Regions from separate parts of the Homo sapiens genome. Here region 2 is linked to region 1. A link is a loop called in an ENCODE intact Hi-C map of the cell type or tissue named here. Cell type or tissue: CD4-positive, alpha-beta T cell. All regions are shown on one strand. Links, peaks and the distances in the headings refer to the core of each region. The heading gives the core; the rest is flanking DNA.

Region 1 (8,316 bases), core at 852-5,851:
AGATCAGTAATATGGTGCCAAATAGTTTATATAAATAATCTGTATTTTTTAAATCATTAATTAGATGAGCAAGCATGTTTGGTGATGCAGACAGCCTTTATCCACGGGTCTTTTTATGATCTCTCTTTTATTTGATGTGACAAAATGGCAGGTCAGATATAGAAAGGGGTTGATGCCGTTTCTAAATTATTCTTTAGGCATCGGACTCCAGATATTTTAGAGTAGATGGTTGTCTAAGACTAACTGGATGAAAGAGGCTGGTGGCTGCTTTTAAAAAATGCATGGCTTTTTGATGAATTGAAAGGGACTCAAGCTGTTGTCTTTTAAAGATGCAAGCTAAGGATTCTAGTCTGTTGAGGTGTTACCCACACAACAGGTGGGTTAAACTGCTAGGCAGGAGACAGTCCAATGAGCACAACCATGGAGTATTTAAGAGGGAGATTTTATTATTTGCAACAAGGAAGGAGGACATCTGGGATAGTTTCCCAAAGCAGTGCCTCCAGGAACAACAGTAAAAGCAGGACTTGTACTAGGCTGGTTAGCTGAGTCATTGTATGTGGAAGTGGCATAAAGGCAGTGCAGTCGCCTGCTGATCATGCTTCTACATACATTGCATGTACAGAAAATGGCAAATAAACTTCTCCCTGAGCAAGGTTTCTTACTATGGTTAATGAGGAGAGTTGGCCAAAGTTCCTCTCCAACTCAGGCATCTCTGGATCCAGCCAGTTTTAGTTTTTCCAGGGCTGAGCTTCTTCCCAGAGATTTTTGAAATAAGAACTCAAGATACAACAGACACAAGTGGGGATTTCCTCACAGTGCATACCCAAAAACCTGGAACCCTGGGTTACACAGGGAATCACTAACCCACCCTAGTTTGGACTGAACATAGAGGCTGTTGTGGTTCTCACTCAGAAATTTACATATATTTTTAAAGTTGTAGAGAACTATAATGCCACTTAAAACCCAACATTCCTCCCTAAAAAATACTTCTCTGATGAACCAGAATATGATGGAGGTATAATATTGATCCAACATTCAAATGTATTGGTTAACACACATACCCCATGAAATTCAAGCTCCACATCTTAGCAGTTAAGTAGCACCTTCCTTTGGCCCCAAAGTACCTTTCCAGCCTCAGCCTCATCTTCATCCTCCTTATCACTCTGGCCACAGCATAGGTTTTCATAACAGTATGTGATGCTTACCTGGTACCCTCTGTCTTGAAGCCTGCCCCCACCCAGCTTCAATAGACAGACAGACAGACAGACACAGACACACACACACACACGCACACCCACCTTTTCTACTTAAAAAACTTCATTCTTCAAGAGCACATGATATCTTCTTAGCCAATTTCTTCCCAAAATATATCATGTATAGAGATCATATCTTATTCCTTCTTATCTTCAGCAATTAGTATAAATCTTTGTTGAACGTGGATTTCCTAAAACACATCAATATAGCATTTACTGAGGCTGGCAAGGTGATCAATTACTTGGGTTTACTCTTCAGCTGGTTGCACAAATTGGATTTTAAAAAATCTTTTTATTAAGCAGAGCTGTTAATGAAGAGAATAAAATCAATTAAATAAATTATTAAGTTGAAAACAGATCTATTATTTTTATTAGAGAGGTGCTACATTAATAATACCATTATTACTCAGCTTCTCACACCTTAGATGGCAAAAAACTTCAGAGCCTGGGCCATGTTCTATCTACTCCAAATATAATAGCACTGAAGGGAAAACTATATACCTGTGGAACTTCTACAGGAGGATGAGAAACAGCTAAACATCAACAGCAATGACAATGCCAGCTGAAACTGCTTATTTCTGATTTCAACTTACATAGGAAGAGAACAGAATAAAGGGATAGGGAAGGATCAAAAAGAGAAAAGAAGGAGAGGAAACCAAGGCAATGGCTGCTGGAAAACATTATCCTTAGAATTAGGTTCTGCCATTTTTCTCTTTATGAAAGTGAGAAATAGAGACATTTCTCTTGATTGCACAGAACAGAATGACCAGCAATTGGAGATAAATACTACTTAGTAAAAAGTTGTCCCATCTTCAAAGGCTCTTGCAAAAATTAGGGGCTGCTGATCTCTTTCAGTATTTTAGGAAGAGTCCTGTCATTATCTAGATTTGAAACATTGATGTCTGTTTTTCAGTTTTACTCAAAATAAACAGGGAAATCAATAATTTAACCTGTGAATAGCATGTATGTTTAAAACCACATACTTTTAGTGGGCATAGTAAAGTGCTCCTGTAAATATTCTTAGTTCACTTGATCCTCACAGCAACCCTTCAAGATGAGTATGGCATCTTTTTACAGATAAAGAGACCGAGTCTCAGAGAGATTCAGTATCTTGCAGAATTAATATATAAACCCCAACAGTCTAACTGCACTCTTGTTATTCTTTCATCAAATTACAACACTATGTGAACACTTTAAGAATTATTATAGATGCAACTTTTATTCTTTACAGAACAAAATGCTGGCACTTTATATTATGCACCCAAATTTACTGAACAGGAGGTCTGTATATGATATAAAACGATTTTTTTTCCTTGACACCTGGAAATTACCTGAGAATCCCGATGTCATTTAAGGAATGCATTCCCAAGTTAATTAAACCTCATCAACACACAAGCAAATATTTATTTTCAGTTCTAAAAGCTTTCAGCCTTAATTCTTTAGCAGGCAATGCAAATTCATGTTTCCCGCCAAATCCAGCAGAGGGCAGGATACTCCCACCAACAGTCAGCAGCTGGCTAGTGCCTCTAGCCAAGCCAGTGCAGTTGCCTGGTGCAGTGTTCCTGCACTGGAGCAATCATCATCTTCTCACCTGGATCCGAAATACAGTGCAGGCTTGTGCTGAAAATAGGGAATGTGGGATGTACCCTTGGAAATGTCCAGAAAAGTTTTGCCTTAGAGGCTGCTCACATTTTGTTTGAGCTAAAGATACCTGGAAACTAGCCAGTTCCCATTACCTTCCTGGAATATCTTGCTGAGGATGCTACACTATGGAATTAATTTAAGATATACCATGATAGTTTCTGTTTCTGGCTTTAGGCCATCTTAGGTCATAGCCGAGCTACTCCACTATTGGGCTCCATGCCTCACTCCCACACCTTCTATCTCCCTGTGTCCCTAACAACTCTTAAGAGCTACCCATTGCATGGCTTCCTCTGTCTGTCATCCCTGCATAACCCTCACTAATCAAGAACAATGACCTCCTGCCCACTAATTCAACTTCTCCCCAAGCCTGACTTACGGGCCACCTCCTCCAGGAAGTTGCTGGAGGTCCTTGAACCAGTGGTCATCATCAAGAAACATTTGCCAATGTCAAAGTCAAATGAAATATAAAGAAGAATCTTTAAACTCACTGTTCCATTTGGGAATCACAGAATTGCAATATGAGTTATACACACACACAGAGGTGGTCTTCAGTATGTCTGAAGAACAAAGAGAAGGTTGGAAGTTTTACTGGAAAGAGAAATGTTATGTTATCTTGAAAGAAAACTCATTGGCACTAGCAAAGTTTTGGGGGACTGGCAAGCTCTGATTGGTGAGTGATGGTGGTAGGTAAAATTAATCTTAAGAGTGTCAGCAGGTTGTTTCAGCAACTGGGCATGTGGACAATTCTTGGGGTAGGTGTTATGTGCCCCCAGTCATTTTCTCCCTTACCCCTTGAATCTTATTTAGTTCAGTATGACAATAATAAATCAATGTGTGTAATTAACTTTCACAGTAAGCGAACTATTGGGTGAAGGTTTTGTACTAGAACTTGGGTCTAAAAAGATATATCCCATTCCTTCCAGTCCAGATAGTAGCATGGTAAATGTAACATGGAAAACAGCAAGGATAAATGCCACAGTTCACAGGAGAGAACAGTGCTTCTGAAGGTGGCAGAATAATTGTAGCAAACTTCTAGATTTTTCAAACTATGGACTAGAAGTTTGTGATTAGGACCTCAAAGGCTCCCAGGGTGAGGTGGCATTAGGGGAAGGGATGGGTAGTTGGACAGGCTTTGTACCACCCCCAAAACCACTTCCCTACCCTCACTTCCCCCCACCTCCAACCAGATGAAAACAATGCCATTTTAACCTGTATTATTTATGTACACCTCTGGATACTACATAAAGACTTCCTTTAAAGAAAGCGGATCTGCAAGTAAGCAAACAATCCACCCACAATAATCATAACAACAACAAAACAAATTTAAAAAAAAAACAGCTTAAAAATCACTGGTCTAAAATTCAAAGGCCTTTCTTCACTGTTGAGGAAGCCATTCCTGGAGAGGAGGAAAGACCAAACTAAGCTGTAGGCTGATCAGTGAGGGAACTGGAATTTGAATTCCATCTAGCCTCTAAAGCCTAACACTTTTGACTAAACGATGAGGCTTATATTGAGCCTGAAAGATAAGGAGTCATTAAATAAAGGGATGAACCCCTTAGTCATTCTTAGGTAAAAAGAGTCACCCAACCAGCAAAGCCTCCCAGAGCAGAGGTGAGGGGAAAAGTTGCTTGCATGAACTTAACCAGCCACAGATTAAGGTTATGTTTTAAACCACGTTTATTGGCAAGGCATTGAGCGCTTGGACAGAGTGACAAACCAGATAGATGTGACAACTCTCTGTGTTCATGGAGCTTACATTCTAGTAAAAGATATGGACATGTCATTATCATTTGAGAAAAGTTACACTGGAGAAGTACAATGTTCTACAAGGGAGTTATTAAATTCTATGCTCAGCACCACCTCCCAGATTATTCTTTCAGCCATGTCTAATTAATTATTCAAACAACTAGTTGTCCCAATTGCATAAAGTCCAGCCTGGCTCTCTTTAGGCCTTTCTCCACCCTCAATGCAGAATGTCATCCAGGATCTCAAGTTGCATTTATTTGTCATGTCTACTCAGTCTTCTGCAATCTGGGACAGTTTCTTAGTCTTTTCTTTTTCATGACCTTGACACTTTTGAAGAGTATGGTCAGCTGTTTAATAGAATATTCTTCAATCTGTTTGTCTAATATTTCCTTATGATTAAATAAAACTCATGTATTTTTGGCAAGAATACCCCAGAAATGATACCATACTCTTCTCAGTGCATCATATAGAGAGTCCATGTTGTCAAAGTGTCACATTTTGATGATGTTAACTTTGATCGCTTAGTTAAGTTAGTCTGCCAAGTTTCTCCACAATAAAGATAATATTTCCCCTTGTAATTAGCTAGTGAAGATAGTCTGAAACTGTGTAAATATCTTGTTTCTAATTATATTTTTGCACACTAGTTTTAACACCAATTGAATTGTCCTTAAAACAATTATTACTGTGCCATTAACCAAATGGCAACTTTATATTTCCACCACTTCTTCTATATTTACTCTTTGGAATTCTACTGTAAGGAAGACACCTCCTTTCTCCCTCATTTATTTATTTATTTGATTATTTGTTTTCATCAGTATGAATTAGTAGATATTTATTTTATTCAATGGATTATAATTCATTTATTTTTTGGCCCATATTGTCCCAGTTTTAGCCTTCAAGAGCTCCTTTAGGTTGGCTTCCAGTCCTTTCAATATGCTCCCATCATTTTTGAGCATTCACATTCTGGCATCACAAGATGATTCAAGGCTAAACGCAGTGTCTCAGGCCTGTAATGCCAGCACTTTGGGAGGCCAAGGGGGAAGAATCACTTGAGCCCAGGAGTTCGAGACCAGCCTGGGCAAAAAAGTGAGACCCAATCTCTTAAAAAAAAAAATTAGCTGGGTGTACTTGTAGTCCTAGCTACTCGGGCTACTTGGGAGACTGAGGCAGGAGAATCGCTTGAGGCCAAGAGGTCGAGGTTACAGTAAGCAGTGATGGCACCACTGCACTCCAGCCTAGGCAACAGAGTGAGATGCTCTCAAAAATAAATAGATAGGTAGATAGATAGATAGATAGATAGATAGATAGTTAGATAGATAGATAGATAGATGGATGGATGATAGATATATAGGTTCAGGCATATCTTTTACTTTCTGCATCCCAGCCTTCAGATTAGCCATTTAACTGAAAAATGGTACTTAGAATTCAAGTTCTGAGTACTAGGATACTCATTGCTGCTGGGGTGTCATTGCTTCTAGTCCTAAGTGAACAGAGCTAAGAAATATATGTATATACAGTTGGTGCTCTATATCTGCAGATTCCAGCCTCAGATCAAAAATAATTCAAAGAAGATAAAAATTAATATAGTACAATTATTTCATAGCATTTATACTATATTAAGCATTGTAATATCTAGAGATGATTTAAAGTATACAAGATGTGCATAGGTTATGTGCAAATACTATGCCATTTTATAAAAGGGACTTGAGCATCTGTGGGGTGCCCTGGAACCAGTTCCCTGTGGATACCTAGGGACAAGCGTATATACACAAAAATATATGCACATCTATAAGTATTTCTGTAACTATCTCCTCTCTCTTTCTCTCTTTCTCACTCTCTCTCTTTCTCTCTCTCTCTCTGTGAGTGTGTGTGTGTGTGTGTGTGTGTATTCAGAACCAGTATATACAGAAACAGTAGTTCAAACTGATATATGTGAATCTAATCCATAGGGGTCATTCTCACCTTCCCCATTTCCTCATCTGTAACTCTTTTGTCTGATAGGGAGAAACTGGCTCTCATTATTCACAATTTGTTTACTTATTTGTTCAATCTTAGAATACATATAGTTTTAGAATTACTGACACATTTTCCTGAGAAGGAAAATGAAAAATGAATTTCCTGAGAAGGGTACAATATTTTTGTGCAGTTTTTTTTTATCTTTGCCCTTATAGAATATATTTAAAAGGCTGTTTTTCAGTATTACTTAGATTCATTCTTTTTTATCCCATTTATTATGGTTGTGGTATTAATTTTGCGTTACATGCATTGGTTACTGTTTGTGTTCTATTTTGGTTTCCCACACATCCTGGTTAATATAAATTAGTTTTTTAAATATGTGAAACACTACTTGGTTCAAGAAGTTAGAAACATCCCAGAAGATGTACTTGCAGAAGTATCCCACTTCATTCCTTCTAACCATTCCCATTCCCCTATTCTTTCCACCCCATTCCCACTGATCTCTGTAAATAACCAATCACAGTAGTTTCTACTTTTACCCTCCTATATTTCTTTTTGTGCAGATGAGAAAATATACGTATATTTTCTTATATCTCTTTCTTTCTCATCTAATGGTACCATACTATAGATATATGTGCACTTTACTTTTTTCACTTAAAAGCATATCCTAGGCCAGGCGCAGTGGCTTACACCTGTAATCCCAGCACTTTGGGAGGCCGAGGCGGGCAGATCACGAGGTCACGAGATCAAGACCATCCTGGCCAACATGGCGAAACCCCATCTCTACTAAAAATACAAAAATTAGCTGGGCGTGGCGGTGCGCACCTGTAGTCCCAGCTACTCGGGAGGCTGAGGCAGGAGAATTGCTTGAACACAGGAGGCGGAGGTTGCAGTGAGCCGAGATCGCACCACTGCACTCCAGCCTGGGCGACAGAGCGAGATCCGTCTTAAAAAAAAAAATTTATTCTGGATACCAGTATAATATCAGTCCAGAGATTCTTCACTCATTTTTACAACACCATAATACTCTCTATGGTGTGGATGTGCCATAGTTTATTCAACCATTCCCCCTAAGTATGGACATTCTGGTGTTTTTCCATAACTTGCATTTACAAACAGTGCTTCAGTGAATAACAGTGTGCACATGTATTTAGTTGTATTGCTGGAGCTGTGCTTTCAGAATAACTTCCTAGAAATAGGATTAATGGGTCAAAAGGTAAATGCATGTATACTTTTGTTAGTTATTGCTAAATTTTTCTAGGGGCTTTTAATAGCTGTTAATGTCCAAGCTGCACCCCAGAGATTCCAATATAATTGGCCAAAGGCTGGGCGTTAGTATTATTTTTTAAATTTGTACCCCTTTGTTGAGATGTAATTTACATACTATAAATTCACTCTAAGCGTAAGATTCAATAACGTTAAAGTTAATTTATACAGCTGTGCAAGCATTACCAGTATTGTTCTTTTCAAAACTCTCCATGTGATTCTAATGATAGTCGAGAGATTAAGGTGACTAAACAAGGTCATTATTGCTGATGCTTTTCACTACCATATGGTGTCGCTGTCCTGCTACTTGAAGGCACAGGGCTTTTCTTAATGCTATAGTGCTCTGCCGTTTTAAATCCAGTGGAACCTATTTCACATTAAACCAGACTCCTCTTTAAGGATATTGTCTTATTCATGTCAATTGGTCCCTTCTGTCCCAGCAACCAGCTGA
Region 2 (8,316 bases), core at 1,253-6,252, 410 kb after region 1:
TGCCATATTCACTTTTATTATTTACTGAATATTCCTCTTTAAATTTGTTCACTTTTTAAACTTACATGCCCAGTTTAGCCTCTTCTTAAGCAAAAATAATTGTGAAATCAGGGTTATATTTTGCTATTGCCAGTTTTCTTCCTAATGTATATTAGAAGAAATTTATTACTATTAAAATTTAAAAATGTTTGTATCATTTCCAAAATTATTTAGTGCATACAACAGAGATGGGCTTATGGCACTCAGGAAAACACTGTCTCTAAATATTCCTAAAATTCACTTCAGGCATCCCTTTCACAGAGAAGGAACCTGAGGCAGGAGACAATTAATGTAACTTATTAGAGATTCTAAGCAAATGTGGAAAAACTTTGTCAGGTATTGGGCAACATTGTTCCTACTAATGACTCAGCCCTGTGCTTATTTTATTGCAGACAGTTTAAAGAGATGTTTTACTGTTCTCACGTTTCCCCGCTACCCCATAAAGAGAACCAACTAGACGAGAGTAAAAACTTGATCAATTTAATACTCTGGTCATGATCCCAGCAACTAAGGAAGGGGGCTGTGGGGGGGAAAGCCAGCGAGTTTCTTTCTACTCAAATTCCATCTCATTTTTATTTTCTCTTAATGTTTTTTTGAATCCCAAGTTCCAAAACCTGTCCCCTATTATGCAGTGCAAACGAGAACAGATGGGGAAAAGTTATGTTGGAAAGGGCTTTGGAGGGCCACAGAGAAGAGAAATATGACTACTCAATGTGTCACACACCAACTTGCAGCTGCCACCAGCCCTTCCACACAACGAGCTGCGTATGGAACCAGCCCGGGTGCTCAGGAGGAGCGGGCTTACTGCAGGAAGGGAGCGCAATTAGAGAACATTCGCTTTACTTGTGTTTCCTTGAAAATATGAATAAAGAGCGTAGCAGCAGCACAGCCAACAAAAAAGAAATAAATCCAAAGGCTAGCCTGGCAAATGGTTAGCTGTACCTCAGAGTTTCCCAAATGTTAACCGATCATCGGCTTTCTTCAGCCTTTTTATTTCAGAGAAATGCCTTTTCATGTCTCAAAGTCACCATTCAGTTCTTCTCTCTGTCTAGGAATTATTATTCTAGAAAGGTCATACTAGCTTTCATGCATGATGTGGCCTTCCAACCAGTATTTTTCAGTATTCACAGGGTGCTTATGAGTTCACTAAATATTTCAAGTGTGAGGCAGGTGACCTGGTTTTAAATGGCAACTCTGCCAGTTACTAGCTGTGAGGCTTCAGGCGAGTCACCTAGCTTCTCTGAGCCTGTAGTACATCCTGTCTGAAACAGAGCTCGCTTGACTGACTTACCTTCAAGGCTTTTTGTATTCAAGGTAATGTATATAAATGTCTGACAGAAGAACAATGTTTAATATATAAAAACTATTATTACTGTGATTATCAGAAAGCACAGAAAATGTTATTCTCTTTTCTTTGACTATAATATAAAGATACTAAGAATATATATAATACCATATATGTAAAGATAAATTATATATATTTGGCTAGGAATCCCTAAGAATCTATGCTGAAAGTAATTGTAAGGTTAATGTGGTTTAAATTATTTGATTCAAGTAGTGATTCAGGTCATATAGACAGTATCTTTGAACAAATATCAGTGTTGTAAACAGTTGTGTTATTGAGTCCCGCAAGGACTTCCTCTGAAATTGTGCCTGTCTTTGTAGAGTGATTATGCAGGAATTTTTCTATCAAGGAAATACTGTTTTTCTTCCCAGGGTAATTTATAAATTACCTAGATCAAAATCTTTACAGGAGGATGTTAAAATGCAGTTTCCAGGGCCCATCTCAGACTGTATTTTCAGCATCTCTAAGGCATATAGTTCAGGGATCTGCATTTTATTTAAAAACAACTGGTAATTCTTAAGCACACTGAAGTTTGAGCACCACTTTCTTAAGGAATGGAGATAGTGATAATTCTAATTCTGAGAGGTTTTCAGCTACCTTCCTTCTTTCACCACACACACTCAGGCCCAGAAATACAACAACTGCTAGTGAGACAAAACGGTTGGAATTTGGTAGATTTAGCTTCTCTCCCCCACAACCTCTGTTCTCTGTCTAGTTAAGGCTGGACTATTCTACTCATACCCTCCTTGTCCATAGGAGACATTAGCTTGACTATAGTTTGTTCTAAATGGGTGGCCATACATCCCAGTGTGCCCAGCATAATTATTAATAGCACTCTTTTTCATCTCAAAAGTGTCCCAGTTTGGATGATAGATTATACACCATTACCCTAGGCCTAGAAGACATTTGATTAACACGTGTAGGACACGAATGAGGACTGGCAAAATTTCTAAGGTATGTTATTCATGAGTATGGGGAAATATACCCAGATACCATTGACGACAATGAGAAATGCTTTGGGAAGTGACATAGGAATGATCAGAGAAAATTATATTCTCAAGTTATCCCATAAATTCGCAGCAAGAAAGGCAGGACATAGAAAAACTAGGAAGTCTAGACAGGTTAATATCTCCTCTCTCACCAAGCAACTGAGCCCCCCTCCCCTGACCAAAAAAAGCATGAATCTCGTCACCGTACAGAGTTGGTTATTTTCCTCCTTTCTGCTTAATGGCTATGATCTTGGGCAAGTTATTGAGTATCTCTGAACCTCACTCTACTCATGGGTAAAAAAGATAATAAGGCTTACTTCAGTTTTGGGGAGTTACTGAAATAGGTGTGTAAACCAGCTGGCACTGTGATTAGGTGCTCAATGGTAGCAGTTCCACCATTATTCTTTCCATCATGGCCACTCTGCACTGTAGTCTCACCAGAGTCACATGACTTTTAAAATAAAGTGTTCCTGTGAGAGGAGCCACAAGGAGGCTGTGGAAGTGGGAGTTGATTCTTGGGTTTAAAGACTTTTTTTGGTTTGTTTTTGTTTTTGAGAGAAGGTCTTGCTCTGTTGCCTAGGCTAGAGTGCAGTGGTATGATCATAGCCCACTGCAGCCTCAACCTCCCGGGCTCAAGCAATCCTCCCACCTCAGCCTTCTGAGTAGCTGGGACTACATGTGCACCATGCCCAACTGATTTTTGTATTTTTTGTAGAGACGGGGTTTCACCACATTGCCCAGGCTGGTCTTGAGCTCCTGGACTCAACCAATCTGCCTGCCTCAGCCTCTCAAAGTGCTGGGCTTGCAGGCATGAGCCACCATGTCTGGTCTTTCTCTTTCTGTCTGTCTGGCTTGCTTGCTTGCTTGCTTGCTTGCTTGCTTGCTTGCTTGCTTGCTTGCTTCCTTTCTTCTGTTCTTCCTTTCACTGCTTCTCTTTTTTTTTTTTTTTTTTTTTGACAAACTCAGTCATAAAGTCTTTGGTGAATGAAAAAGAAAGTGAAAGATTAAAGGGAAGAGCAGTAACTGAAAAACAGGTGCCGTGGTGCACACTTGTAGTTCAAGCTACTTGGGAGGCTGAGATGGGAGGATTGCTTGGACCCAGGAGTTCGAGGTTGCAGTGAACTATGAAAAAAAAAAGATCACTGAAGATGGATCAGAAATGGCAGATTTATAGACCTATGTGAGGCAAAAAAAGAATGGAAAGAAAAGGAAGGAAGGAGGCCAGGCACAGTGGCTCATGTCTGTAATCCCAGCACTTTAGGAGGCCGAGGCTGGTGGATCATGAGGTCAGGAGATTGAGACCATCCTGGGTAACATGGTGAAACCCCATCTGTACTCAAAATACAAAAAAATTAGTCGGGTGTGGTGGTAGCGCCAGTAATCCCAGCTACTCGGGAGGCTGAGGCAGGAGAATCGCTTGAACCCGGGAGGCGGAGGTTACGGTGAGCCAAGATTGCGCCACTGCACTCCAGCCTGGGTGACAGAGTGAGACTCCCTCTCAAAAATGGAAAGGGAAAGGGAAGGGAAAGGAGAGAGGAAGGGAAGGGGGAGAGAGAGGAAGGAAGGAAGGAAGGAGGAAGGAAAGAAGAAAAAAAAAAGAGGTGATGAGCTGTAATCTCTAGTCAACAAAACCTGACTAGAATGTTGCCTGAGAACTTCTATAAAGGGTCCTGCAGGTTTTTTGAGGAATATGGGTCGGGTGGGGAGTAGCCCATCCTATGGAAATGATACTACTGTTCATATAACTGTTGCCTCTCAGCCATCTAGACTGCTGTTTGGGTGGGCGGGATGGAGAAATACTATTCTGTTAAAACTAAGAGCTTTGAAGTGGAGACAAACACAATCTGGTAGTATCACAGAGGCATTATTCACCCTGATGACTCACACTCTGGCTCCCACACAGCAGAGGCAAGAAGTAACATTAGTGACCTTGAAGATGTTGGCCAAGTATAGACCCAGCATTAAAACCTGAGTTCAAATGAACGTGTGTGTGTGTTTGTGTGTGTGTGTGTGTGTGTGTGTAGAGAGAGACAGAGACAGAAAGAGAGACTAAGAGAATACATGTTAAAGAGAATGTATGGTGAACAATTCTAAAAACCAGTATAAAAACTTCATATTGAAAGAGCTAACTCAACTAAATAATAAGTACTTACAAGGAAATAATCATTATGTGAGTGGGTCTCAGCTCAAAGCATTGATAAAGTTGTTCAGAGCGAGAACATTTAAAAGCATCATTGTTAGTGAGGAGGTAAATAGGAAACCCAGTCCCTATTCCTGGGCTCAAATCTCCCTCATCATTTCCATTCATCATGACTCTTTATGAATCCAGTTTGCTGAAAGTAATGTTTTCTGTGTTCCCAACCACACACTGCTCTATGTTCGGAGCCCTACAGACAAAATTCAAACAGATGCAGTCCCCAGGCCTTTGACAACATGCAATAGAAAGCAGACAATAATAAAAGAATGCATCGGAACCTACAGATGTGCAGGCAGCTGCACAAATGGCAAACAGAGTCATGACCTTAGACCAGATGGTCCCTGTGGCTTAGTAAAAAATTATCAACGTAGAACCCAGGCACAGTTTCAGGTTGATAGAGATAGCTAGTTCCTGGAATTGTACATTGAAACCTCAGAGAAAAATAAAAGCAAAACCAACCATGAAGTCATTTAAAGCTGACGAGAAGAGAGAACTTTAGGAGTTATGTACTAAACAGCTAGAATAGAAAGGGTTTCCAGTTACGGAGTTTGCCACATGGAAAAACCAGGGGATGATAGTGGAGCACACCATTGTAAACAGTGAAGAATCTCATTGGTCACCATGTTTGCATGGACAAAAGAAGAGGACTGGAGTGCAAGGGCTGTAGAGGATGGCTTAAAGGTAGACTTGAGACAAGTGTACTCAGAGTTTGTTTCTCGTTTAAGTTTCCAAAGGTTTTATGGTTATGTTTCGGGTTATATTTGTCCCTCAGCATTTCTTTTTTTTTTCTTTCTTTCTTTTTTTTGAGACAGAACCTCTCTGTGTTACCAGGCTGGAGTACAGATGCGCAATCCCGGCTCACTGCAACCTCCACCTCCCAGGTTCAAGCAATTCTCCTACCTCAGCCTCCCAAGTAGCTGGGACTACAGGCACATGCCACAATGCCCAGCTAATTTTTGTATTTTTAGTAGAGACAGGGTTTCACCATTTTGGCCAGGATGGTCTCGATCTCTTGACCTCGTGATCTGCCCACCTCGGCCTCCCAAAGTGCTGAAATTACAGGCATGAGCCACTGCACCCGGCCCTATTTTTTTTTTAAAGTGTTTACCTTTCATGGGTGCATATAATAGTTACAGGAAGTAAGGTGTGGTTTACTCAGAATTCATAACTATAATTAAAACAACAACAACAAAAAACCTCTTAGGATCTTTTCTCTGCAATTAACAGTAGCCCAACTCAAAATAGCCTAAGGAGAAAAGAGACTATCATAAGAAAATCCATGTGTTTCCCAGACTCCAAGAACTGGAATGTAGGTGGGTCGCACTTAACCACACTTAAATACCACAAGCACTCTCTGTCCATCTTTTGTCTTTGTTTTGCCAGTTGGCTTCCTTCTTTGCTTGCTGCCAGCTAACCTGCTGTAGTGTTCATGCGTGCACATGGGAAACACAACTGCCAATAGGCCACATCTTATGTTTCTTCCTTTTCAAACAGCAGCAAGATTGACCTGAGTCTTAGTCTAATTCCAAACTCCTGGGAAAGGGTTAAGATTGATCCCATTTGGGTCAGGTAGCCACCCCTGAATGAATTAATGGTAGCCACTGGGTCACAATGTATTAACTCAGCTCCCATCGCTGCCATATTTGTAAACATGTGGAGGGGACAGTTCCTAGGAAAGAATGGTACTGACTAGACAAAGGGTATTTATGTATCAAGATGCTTTGGGCTGGGTATTTATTATGTCACATAACAAAAAGTCTTGCCTGCAATTTAATGAGTCTGAGATTCAAGTCAATGCAATTTAACCAGTACTTATTGAGCACCTACTAAGTGCCAGGCACTGTTTTTGGTGCTGGTGATGTATGAGTGAATAAAGCAGGCAATAATCTCTGCCTTCAGGGAGCGTATATTCTATGGTTGGTTAATTCAGTGACTCAGGAGCATTAACAAGTTCTCAGATTTTTTGTTTGTTTGTTTTAACTCTGCCAACCCCAGCAAGTCAGCTATAACAATCCCTGACAAAAGAAATTGAACCAAGACACACAAAGTTTTAGTAACTTACCTAAGGTCACACAAGAGCCTATGAAGGAATCATGAGACCAGACTCTTAACTGAAATACAGTGCTGGTTTTTTGGCTCTGGGGCTGGAGAAGGACCCAGCTTTCCTGAAGCATGTGGCTACCTGATGCCTGAACAAAATCAGGGGTCTATGACCCAAGAATAGGTGGGGATGGCTTCTAGAGGGGAAACTACCATGACTTCTATAGCCTGCTGCACTGGGACCAATGTATCTTTAAATCTGAGAATTGACTGAGTTGGTAAAAACCACTTTATTTATAGTTAGAAGCTCTCCCTGAGGTCGTGGTTAGGAGATCAGGATAGAACTGGAGGTGGCTTACGCAGAATACAAGGGGCTTGTAAATCAAGGTTTCTATTTGCAAAGATGTTGATCAGCACAGAAGGGATAGAGCTGATGGTTACAGCAGGGGGCAGTCTCCTAAACTGCAGAAAAGGCACTTTGATGTAGCAGAAAGTATATAAAGTCTAGAATTTAGAGACTGGGTATCAATTCCTATAATGTAACAGTCAGAAGATTCTTAAGGTATGTTGGGGTATCATTTTAGCAGAGGTTGAGGAAAATCGTCTTCATTTGACTTTAACCAGGAAAGGTGCTTTTGGATCCCACATTGGCAAACCTGCTATAGCTGATTACCACTCAGTGATGGAAACTAGGAACTTCTGGAAAGAAAAGGCATAAATTTAAACAGAATTTCTGTAAATCTGAATAATGTAGAAAGAAGAGGAGGAGGAATCATAGATAATTACTCCTATGAAATACAAGCTGGAGATATAACATCCTATATAAAGAGAACAATAATAAATCTTTGTATTAAGAAACAAGGAAATTGCTGGGTGCAGTAGCTCACTCCTGTAATCCCAGCATTTTGGGAGGCTAAGGCGGGCAGATCACCTGAGGTCAGGAGGTCGAGACCAGCCTGGCCCACGTGGTGAAACCCTGCCTCTACTAAAAATACAAAAATTAGCCAGGCATGGTGGCAGGCGCCTGTAATCCCAGCTACTCGGGAGGCTGAGGCAGGAGAATCGCTTGAACCTGGGAGGCAAAGGTTGCAATGAGCCAAGATCGCACCATTGCACTCCAGCCTGGGTGACACAGCAAGACTCCATCTCAAAAGCAAAAAACAAAAAAGAAACAAAAAACAAGGAAATCATCAAGAATGCTGATAAATACACAGATAGGACTTTGATTGTATTTGCTTTTTTTTTTTTTTTTTAAGATGAGAGCAAGTGATCCTCCCACCTCCACCTCCCAAGTAGCTGGGATTACAGGCTCACACTGCCACGCTGGCAAATTTTTTATTTTTTAGTAGAGACAGAGTTTCACCATGTTGCCCAGGCTGGTCTCAAATGTCTAGTTTCGAGGGATCCGCCTGCCTTGGCCTCCCAAAGTGCTGGGATTACAGGCATGAACCACTGCGCCTGGCCTATGTTTGCAATGTTTTATTTCATAAACTGAGTGGTGGGCACATGAGTGTGTTTTTTTATTATTCTCTATGCTTTTTTTTTTCCTGGAATATTTCATTAAAAAAAAAACAAGCTTGGTATCATTTTGCCTTTTTGGAATCTGTCATTTGTAATTTGATGCATTGTCATTAGTGAGTGGGGAGGTGCAGAAGAGGAACTGAGTTCTGATGTCTTCTTCCTTCCAGAAGGAAGGACCAGATCTG

What was found. Hi-C counts contacts between places; a loop is a spot of excess contacts. Peaks named below come from ENCODE experiments on the same cell type or tissue, not always from the same donor. Only the 100,000 strongest peaks of a DNase experiment are listed, where the experiment ranks them.
Region 2: it touches region 1 in a loop (2.5-fold over the local background); 5 of 110 quality-filtered maps call a loop at or near these places.

The regions. Positions count from the first base shown.
Region 1 is chr2:157,489,650-157,497,965 of GRCh38, forward strand. No RefSeq gene overlaps it. Among named protein-coding and RNA genes, the nearest start is that of CYTIP, 50 kb to the left of the region's middle. In CD4-positive, alpha-beta T cell, for the core only: CTCF peaks have their summits at 2,740 (motif pointing right) and 2,940; a DNase peak (open chromatin) is centred at 2,752.
Region 2 is chr2:157,894,486-157,902,801 of GRCh38, forward strand. All of the region lies in intron 1 of LOC105373714 (a long non-coding RNA gene), which reads left to right. Among named protein-coding and RNA genes, the nearest start is that of ACVR1, 22 kb to the left of the region's middle. In CD4-positive, alpha-beta T cell, for the core only: no CTCF peak of the experiment used is centred there; DNase peaks (open chromatin) are centred at 1,276, 2,876, 3,336 and 4,256; H3K4me3 peaks cover 1,934 bases; H3K27ac peaks cover 4,724 bases.